Regions from separate parts of the Mus musculus genome. Here region 1 is linked to region 2. A link is a contact called in ENCODE POLR2A ChIA-PET data. All regions are on one chromosome and are shown on one strand. The core of a region is the stretch at or near the end of the contact, and the rest is flanking DNA. Distances in the headings are between cores, read along the strand shown.

Region 1 (4,238 bases), core at 1,091-3,590, 120 kb before region 2:
TACCTACCCACCCTTCTTTCCTTTCCTTCTTCTACCAAGAAAAAAGTAAAAGAATATGTATCAAAAAACCACAAATGTCTATCACAGAATAAAGTTAACTTATTACTAATTCTATATTTCATTTTACTTTATATCAGATCTTGAAGATTTTGTAACAGACAGGTATTACAGTTATGCCGGCATCTAAAGCAATATTAGTTAATATTGTCATTTGGGAAAACCCTTTTCTTCTCAAAAGGGCAATTTAAGTGACTTATCTCTGCTAGTATGTGGGGACCGTGTTGTTAGGAGCAATATTTTTGATGTAAGAGACCTCATCTTGGTGGCTTAGTTCTTGCCTGAAAGGTCTCATAAAACATGGGATTTATTGCTTTTTTTTTAAAACTTCATTTTTTACTAGTGGCTCATGCCTTTAATCCCAGCACTCAGGAGTCAGAGGCAGGCAGATTTTTGAGTTCGAGGCCAGCCTGGTCTACAAAGTGAGTTCCAGGACAGCCAGGGCTATACAGAGAAACCTTGTCTCAAAAAACCAAAAGAAAAAAAAAAGAAACTACAACATAATTTTAGCCTACTCCAACATAGGGGAAAATTACACTCTGTTTCAACTACAAATGGAAAACCTTGTATGGGTAATCGACATTTTTTTCTATCTTCTCTCTTCCACTGAACACCTCTCAACTGTCCTTATAAATTTGGTACTTCTCTGATTGTAGAACAAATTCTTGTAATGACTGGATCAAAGTTATGCAAATTTGGAATTCTGACTCACTGTCTCTTACATTAAATATGCTACCAGGACACAACAGCTGATTTCCGGTTCCCCCTTTAGTCTTTCTTGTGTGTGCTTAGCTTGACTTATTTTTAGAGAACCCCCCAAATTTACTTCTTTTTTCTCCAGTCCCCTTCCAGGGACATGGGAAGCATCCCGCCTTGGATTCAGTGTATCACGCACTCTGTGCTGCTTGTGTGGGAAAAGCTGGAGGTGTGAAGCACTGTGCTCCCAGGAAAGAGGTACGAACTCCAGAGGCACCAGATAAACCCTTCACAGGGCAGGAAAAGAAAATCCATGTTACCTCAGTAAGCAAGCCACCGGGCCAGCAGAAGTGCTGAGAGCCAATGAAATCTTGAAGGAAGCACAGACAGCCGGTGAACATCACCCTCCGCCAATCACCTACAGACCAACAGCAATGGGGGCGGGGTTATGGAGAAAGATGTTATCTAATCGCATTAATTATTCTCTCCTACGTCTCCCCATCTACCCCAGCACACAAACTGCCAAACTGCGAGTATCTGCCATCTTGGAAGATGTGGAAGGGTCTAGGTGGGATGAGGGGTGGTTCAACATGGGCGGCCCTGCTCTCTGCAAAGTCCCTGGCATCTACGGTGCTATTTCTGTGGCTTTTGCTGTATTTTCTGTGCTTCTTCTTTTTAAAAAATCCTTCTAAAAGCCTCATACTCACGCCTCCCCTTGGAAAACAGCCTTCTGATTAGTGGGCTGCATCCCTCCCAGCACAGAGCCACGACATGCGGCTTCCTTGCTTCTAGGGTCTCTGTGTGTCCATTGTCGATGGGGCGCTCTCCAAAGTCTACATTTTCTTTATTTCAGCAGACCCCAGAGCAGACACTCTGGCTACTGAAGTAACAACTTACAATCTGTTGTGTTGTATAAAAATAAAGAAAGAAGGAATATGTTTGGTGGGTGTGCAGTCAGGTGTAGGGGAAGGGGTGCCTCTGTGGGTCCATGTTGAGGCATCCCTTTCCCGAGGGACCAGCCACATGACAAAGGTATAGTATAGAATAGTTTATTCAGGGCCTGGGGAGGGGAGTTGAGAGGGTAGTAGAGACAGAGAAGGGGGGTGGGGGAGAGAGACAGAGACAGAGACAGAGAGGTAGAGGCCGGTCATGAGAAAGAGGGGGTGGAGGGGAGTAAGGAGAGAGGGGGAGCAGGAGGGAAGGACAAAGTGAGAGCAAGAAGGCAAGACAGCAAGAGAGAGGAGGGGGCAAGCAGCCCCTGTTATAGTGAGTTAGGCACTCCTGGCTGTTGCCAGGTAACTGTGGAGGCAGCGCCTAGAAGAAATGCTAACACAAGCACCTATTTTTTTTTTTATTTTAATTAAAATATCCTTTTCCACTTTCCCAAATGTGAAGGTGAATGAGATTGTGGATTCCTGGGATCAAGTAGCAGGAAAGAAAGTGAGAAAGTGAGACTGCTCACTTGCAGCCATGGGCCTTCTGAGGCCACCTCACCCCTTAACCCTCCCAAGGCCTTGACTCATGGAGGACACACTAGGGGGCCTCTCAGCTCTGGGATGACACACCTGGCTGGCCTAGCCAATGTCCTTATAAGGCAATTGCTGGGCCCTGCACGGGCTGCTTCCCTGCCTCTTTTTTTTTTTTTTTTCCAGTGTGTGATGAAGCAATGTCCCTGGCCTGGGAAGGGCGGGGAACAGCAAGCCGCTGACTCCCTGTAAGCTGGCGCAGACAGCTCTGCTTCCTTTTCTGTTGGATTTGAAATGAAAAAAATCCAATTCTGGGAGAACACTGGGAACGAGGTCACTTGGTTCCATTTCTACACATTACGCCTCACTGAGCAGCTCCAACCGTTCCACACCCTACCCTGGCATTTTACTCAGGCAAGCCCTCTCTACCCGTGAGCTACACCCCAGCCCTGTGCTGACAGTTCAGTCTCACATCAGTGCTTACATGCAAAGGAAGAGGATGAGCTGTGTTGGCCCGGGGATCAAACATGAGTCTGTTTATCAACTAAAACGGGCTATTGGAGTCAAATTAGAATTTCCGATTAACAACGGATAATTTATTCTCACATGAGCATTGTTGTGGTTTGAATGTGGGCCAGCCTCTAAAATTTATGTTGAGAATTAATCTTCAAATGCAACAGTGCTAAGAACCCCACTTGGATGGGATTTGGGCCTTTGTAAAGGGTTTGAGGGTAAGGGTTTGCCTTCTCTGTTTTCCCCTCTGTGTGAAGACGCTGCAGCTTCTACTCTGGAAGATTCAGCAACAAGATGCTATCTGGAACCCTGCAACTGGTTCTTAGTAGATCTGAACCTACTAGTGCTTTACTCTTAGACTTCCCGACTTTCAGAACGGTGAAAAATGAAGTTCTGTTGTTAACAAGCCACACTGTCCGAGACTATGTTGTTGCAACAGAACAGCAGACCAAGACAAGTACTTCCCGGTTTTGGATGGCACGGATGCTATTAATCATTATTCCCCATAGATACTAGTTGAACTTCCTACTCAGGCTCCCCACCTTTCTTCCTATCCTCCCACTCCTCTTTGCTAAATTTGGCTTCTCTAGGCCACGCCCGTTTCCATCACTGTGATGTAAAGTTCTTCCAGAGAGGCAAGCTTCTGTCTCCACTGGGCCTTGTTTTTACCCATGCGCCTTTCTTCAAGGAGGCCCTCCCTGAGCCTACTTCTCAAGGCCAGCTCCTGCTTGCTTCATCTTCTTCCCAGCCTGACACTACCTTACATAGTCATGGTCTTGTCTGCCTCCTTGCTCGAATGCCCTCCTCAGAAAGTCAGGGACTTCTACCTTGTTGACAGCCATTTCCCCAACCACAGCTTAGAATAAAGCAGGAATTCCTTCATTTCTTTCTCTCTTTGGTGCATCATAGTGAAGCCCAGGCTGGTTTTAAGGTTGTGCCCTTCCTGCCTCAGGCCCTACCAAGTGATGGGATATAGGATTTCAAAGTGCTACCATACATGGCTTGTTCTGTATAATCAAACGAGATGTTTGAGTTTCTGTGTAACTTCACAAGGAGGTGTAGGAAAAGAAGGCTCTGAGAACATCGAGGGTAGACATCAGAGGGAAGAGAGAATCAGAAACAGAGACAGAGCACATCATGAGCAAAGGCAGGTTTGTCCTGAGGTCTGTTGAGTTCAGAAACGCCTCATGTGTCTATAAGGGCTGTAGGCTGCCATCGCTAAGCAGGGCAATGCTGCATAGTTTCAGAGCACTGGCTTGCAGGACACAGCTCACAGTTGTCTGAACTCACATACAGTCAGACCACAAGCCATCCCTGACCTCTCTAGTCTTCTTATCTGCTCAAGGGGCAGGTGCAAATGAAAGAATATTGACAAAGCTCCTGACAGCCTCTCAGATGTACTGGTGAGTGCATCATATATGTACTGGCAGGTGTGAATGAATACCGTGTCCACAACAGCCGCAGTCCTGACTGAAATCCACATTTACCCATCGCTTCCTCTGATGC
Region 2 (3,709 bases), core at 354-2,853:
GATATTTCTGCCTATGAACAATAAGTTCCCCAAACCGCGAGTGTTTCCCACACCTGCTGAGGAACACAGTTGAGGGTCCGTGGATGGAAAAAAGATCACCCTTTGAACAGTTTTCTTGATGCCCTCTTCCTTTGCTCAGTTGGGAGTAAAAGAAAGTGCGGTCAAGAGGGAAAGTCCCTGGAGTAGAGGACCAGATAGAGCTACATTGTGTACTTAGGCCAGTGAGCACACGGACCAGCTGACCTCAAGATTGGTATTGTAGAAGGCTATCTAAGAGGTTCTGCCCTGTCCATTCTCAGACATAAGCAGGAAGCCTAATCAAAAGCTACTGTGAGTGGGACGACAGCTTAGTTACTCTTTACACTTCTCAGAGCCTACAAGGTGGACCCAAGTTTGACTTTACTCAAGGAAAGTAAAAAAGGAAGGAAGAAAGGAAGGAAGGAAGGAAGGAAGGAAGGAAGGAAGGAAGATTGTACAAAGCATCCAAAGACACAGATATTTACATTACAGTTCATAACCGTAGCAAAATTACAGTTATGAAGTAGCAATAAAAATAATTTTATGGTTGGGATCACTACAATATGAGGAGCTGTGTTAAAGGGTCGCAGAATTAGGGAAATTGGAAAAGAAGGGATAAACTGGACAGTCAACCAGGAGTGACAAGAAATCGTTTGATACACTGTCGAGCAAATGCTACCAGTAGGATAAGTGATCGTCTAAGGCTTCAACAACGTCACGGCAAAGCCTAGAACAGGAGGCCAGGAAATAAATGAAGAAAACCCAAAGCTTGCAAGTGACACCTGGCTGCCACTAGGCTCAGTGACAGAGGTGGGCTCCTGGGTCCATTCCCAGCATCCAGGAAGGGAAAACACAAATTGGAACGTCCGAATGTTTATTTTTCAGTTTCATTTTTTGTTTTTCTGCGCTTTGGAGGAATTCACTCAAACCCACTGCGGGCTTCCTCAACGTGAGAATCATCCTTCCTGGAACCCCCGTGGCTACAGAAGTCACGCTCAAATTCTCTCAGGCTTCATGTTGCAGTTCCTCGGTCACCTCGGGAACGGGAGTGGGGTGCCAAGTGGCCTTTAGACCTAATCCAGGGCCCTTGTCCATGGCAGACACGTGCATTTACTGCACCGCCCTGTGCAGCGGACCAAAGGGACTGACAGAATGATCTGCTAGCCACTGCGTGTTCAGGCAGGGCTTTGGAACTGCCCTCTGCTACCAGGAGTGGTCCAGGGGCTTTGATACATCCTCTGCTAGGGCCTCAGCGTACATCGAAAGCAGAGGAAAAGTAAGACTCCCTTGACTTTCAACTTAAGTCCCTTCAATGACACTCCTTTCTCCCCAGCCAGCCACCCAGGCTGGTCATCCAGGGATCAGCCCGGGAGCCTGGGTCTCCGCAGTACCTGGATCCGCCTGCGCCGAAGGGGCAGCTCGGTGCTCCGCGGCGCTGTTGAATCACGGTTGAGTCACCCCTTTCGGGGTCTCGGAGTTTCCTACAGGAGGGGAGTGGGCGGGGCAGGGGTGTGGACTGATCGGGAGCCGCCCACCGCGAAAGCGAGTGACCCGGGCCGGGGGGCGGGGAGTCGCGAGCTTCGGCGGAGGCGGCGCGGGGTGGAGAGGAGCCGGTGTCCGCGCGGCCCTTTATAACGCACCCCGCGCCGACCCCGGCAGCCTGGGTACAGCCGGTACCCATCACTCGCTCCCTCCGATCGCTCCTGTAGCGTAGCCAACGCGCCGCCGCTGAAGCCCCGAGACCTCGCCTCCAGCCCTTGGACATGGCGATCCTCGTGCGCCCGCGCCTCCTAGCGGCTCTCGCGCCCACGTTTCTCGGCTGCCTCCTCCTCCAGGTGACCGCGGGTGCAGGTGAGTGGCATTGGTCCTGAGAAGCCGGGGGCGCTCCGCCCGCGGGAAACAGAGAACCTATCTGGCTAGCTGGGGGGGGAGGGGGGGTGCTGCTCTGGTTCCTTGGGGACACCAAGGTGTCCGGCTGTACCTGTGGATTTGGCTGCGCTCGCCCTGAGGATTTGAATGAACAATGGGATGGAAGGTAGTTGGTGCCCGGACTCCTGGCAGTTGTCACTGCTAAAGATGCCTGCTTTGTGCGTCCACCGCGGTTGCATAAGATAAAACTGAGATTCCAGCTTTAACTCTGAGGGAGAGTTTCCTAGATGTTGGGCCCTTGAAGGTGGCAGGCTCGTGGGCCCGCCTTTGCCAAAGTCGGCGTGCTTTGCGCTTTGCGTGGCTTGCATGTTATCTCTGACAAGGTGTGCGCCTTCCCGTAATAAATAGGTGTTCTTGTGGCCTTTGGTTTCGGTCTGATAGAAGCAAGGCTGTTGTAAACTCAGGCAAGACAGAGTGCATACCCACATCTACCCAGTGCTGAGTTGAGGCAGAGGCTGAAACCAGGGGGCTTGCAAAACGAGACGTTGATGACAGCACTTTAATGGAATAGCATCCCACCATGTGACAGGTGCCACGTGGGCTGCACGTCTGACGAGCTCTCCTTGAGAATTTCAGTGTAAAGATATTTTAGATTACAATGGGAAAAGTCCGGTTAGACTCTTTTTTTTTTTTTTCGTTTATGTGCATTCCTGACTCTCACGTGTGTGGGGGACTAGCCCTGTTTGGAATTTATTCAAACCCTTCCTTGCGGCCTCTCCGACGGCTTCGGAAGAGTCCGGGACTCTCTGGCACCTTGGGCCCTCCTTCTGTGTCGTTTTAAAGTGGGCTTTCCCTGGAATAGTTTAAAGGAGGACTTCAGGATCTTCAGCTCTTTCCACGGATTGCAGTATGGGTGTTGCCTAGAGGACTATATGGCCCTGAGGGCGGGGATGGGGCGTGGGGGGAAGGACACGTACACACACACACACACACACACACACACACCCTCTGCTCTTGACAAGTTAGCAACGTTATTTTTGTGACTGGCAACAAAACATGTGCTCCCTTTGATGGCAGAGGCTGGGAAAGTGTTTAAGACACAAGGTCGAGACCACAGAACTGGGTGCAATTCGAGATATTTTGTGCTTATTTGTAGGCATTCCAGAGAAAGCGTTTAATTTAACTTGGATATCAACTGATTTCAAGACAATTTTGGAGTGGCAACCCAAACCCACCAACTATACCTACACTGTACAGATAAGGTAAGCCAGGTTAAAACCAAAGCAAGATGGCTAACAGCTTTGCACGTCTAGCTCTTATGCACTAATAGGGACTCTTTGAAGTCAGTTGTTGGATGGGGCTGTTTACCAAATGGTAGAGTTGTCATGGTAATCTGCTGGCTACTGTGATGTTCCATCAAATGGAAACATTCCATATGCTAAACTGATATGACAGGAACTGGCGCGGGGGGGGGGGGGGTTGTACCTCTGTCCCTTGAGTGCTTACCAAGCACACCTAAGTCCTGGTTTAGATACTCAACCCAGCATAGAATTGTCACTGTGGTCACTGTGTTGCTCGGGGAGGAAGTAGAAGTAGAAATTCAGTCACTCTTAGCTGTACATAGGGAGTTCCAGGCCATCCTACAATACGTGGGACCCTGTATCTAAATAATGCAGATACATACATACATACATACATACATACATACATACATGACATACATGACATAGTGTCTGGTTCTTTGAGGGTAGTTATAAGAAAATTAATAAGTGCATATAAGCTATAGAGGGGTGAGCCCACTTACACAGGCACATAGTGTGCT

What was found. ChIA-PET counts read pairs that join two places held with the same protein, here RNA polymerase II (POLR2A).
Region 1: POLR2A ChIA-PET joins it to region 2 with 27 read pairs in embryonic stem cell. The contact joins the enhancer-like site here to the promoter of F3 in region 2. POLR2A ChIA-PET finds 5 or more read pairs at or near these places in 4 of 5 experiments (Patski and embryonic stem cell).

Annotation. Positions count from the first base shown.
Region 1 is chr3:121,599,836-121,604,073 of GRCm38, forward strand. It overlaps Gm33485 (a long non-coding RNA gene), which reads right to left. Exons shown (of 4, transcript XR_001783961.1): 2 at 1,074-1,171. Among named protein-coding and RNA genes, the nearest start is that of Gm33485, 4.7 kb to the right of the region's middle. Within about 2 kb of position 2,341, at least 1 of the 3 ENCODE cell types and tissues checked has a DNase peak (open chromatin) inside an H3K27ac peak, as active enhancers do.
Region 2 is chr3:121,721,934-121,725,642 of GRCm38, forward strand. It overlaps F3 (coagulation factor III), which reads left to right and starts at 1,604. Exons shown (of 6, transcript NM_010171.3): 1 at 1,604-1,869; 2 at 3,044-3,149. The coding sequence starts at 1,782.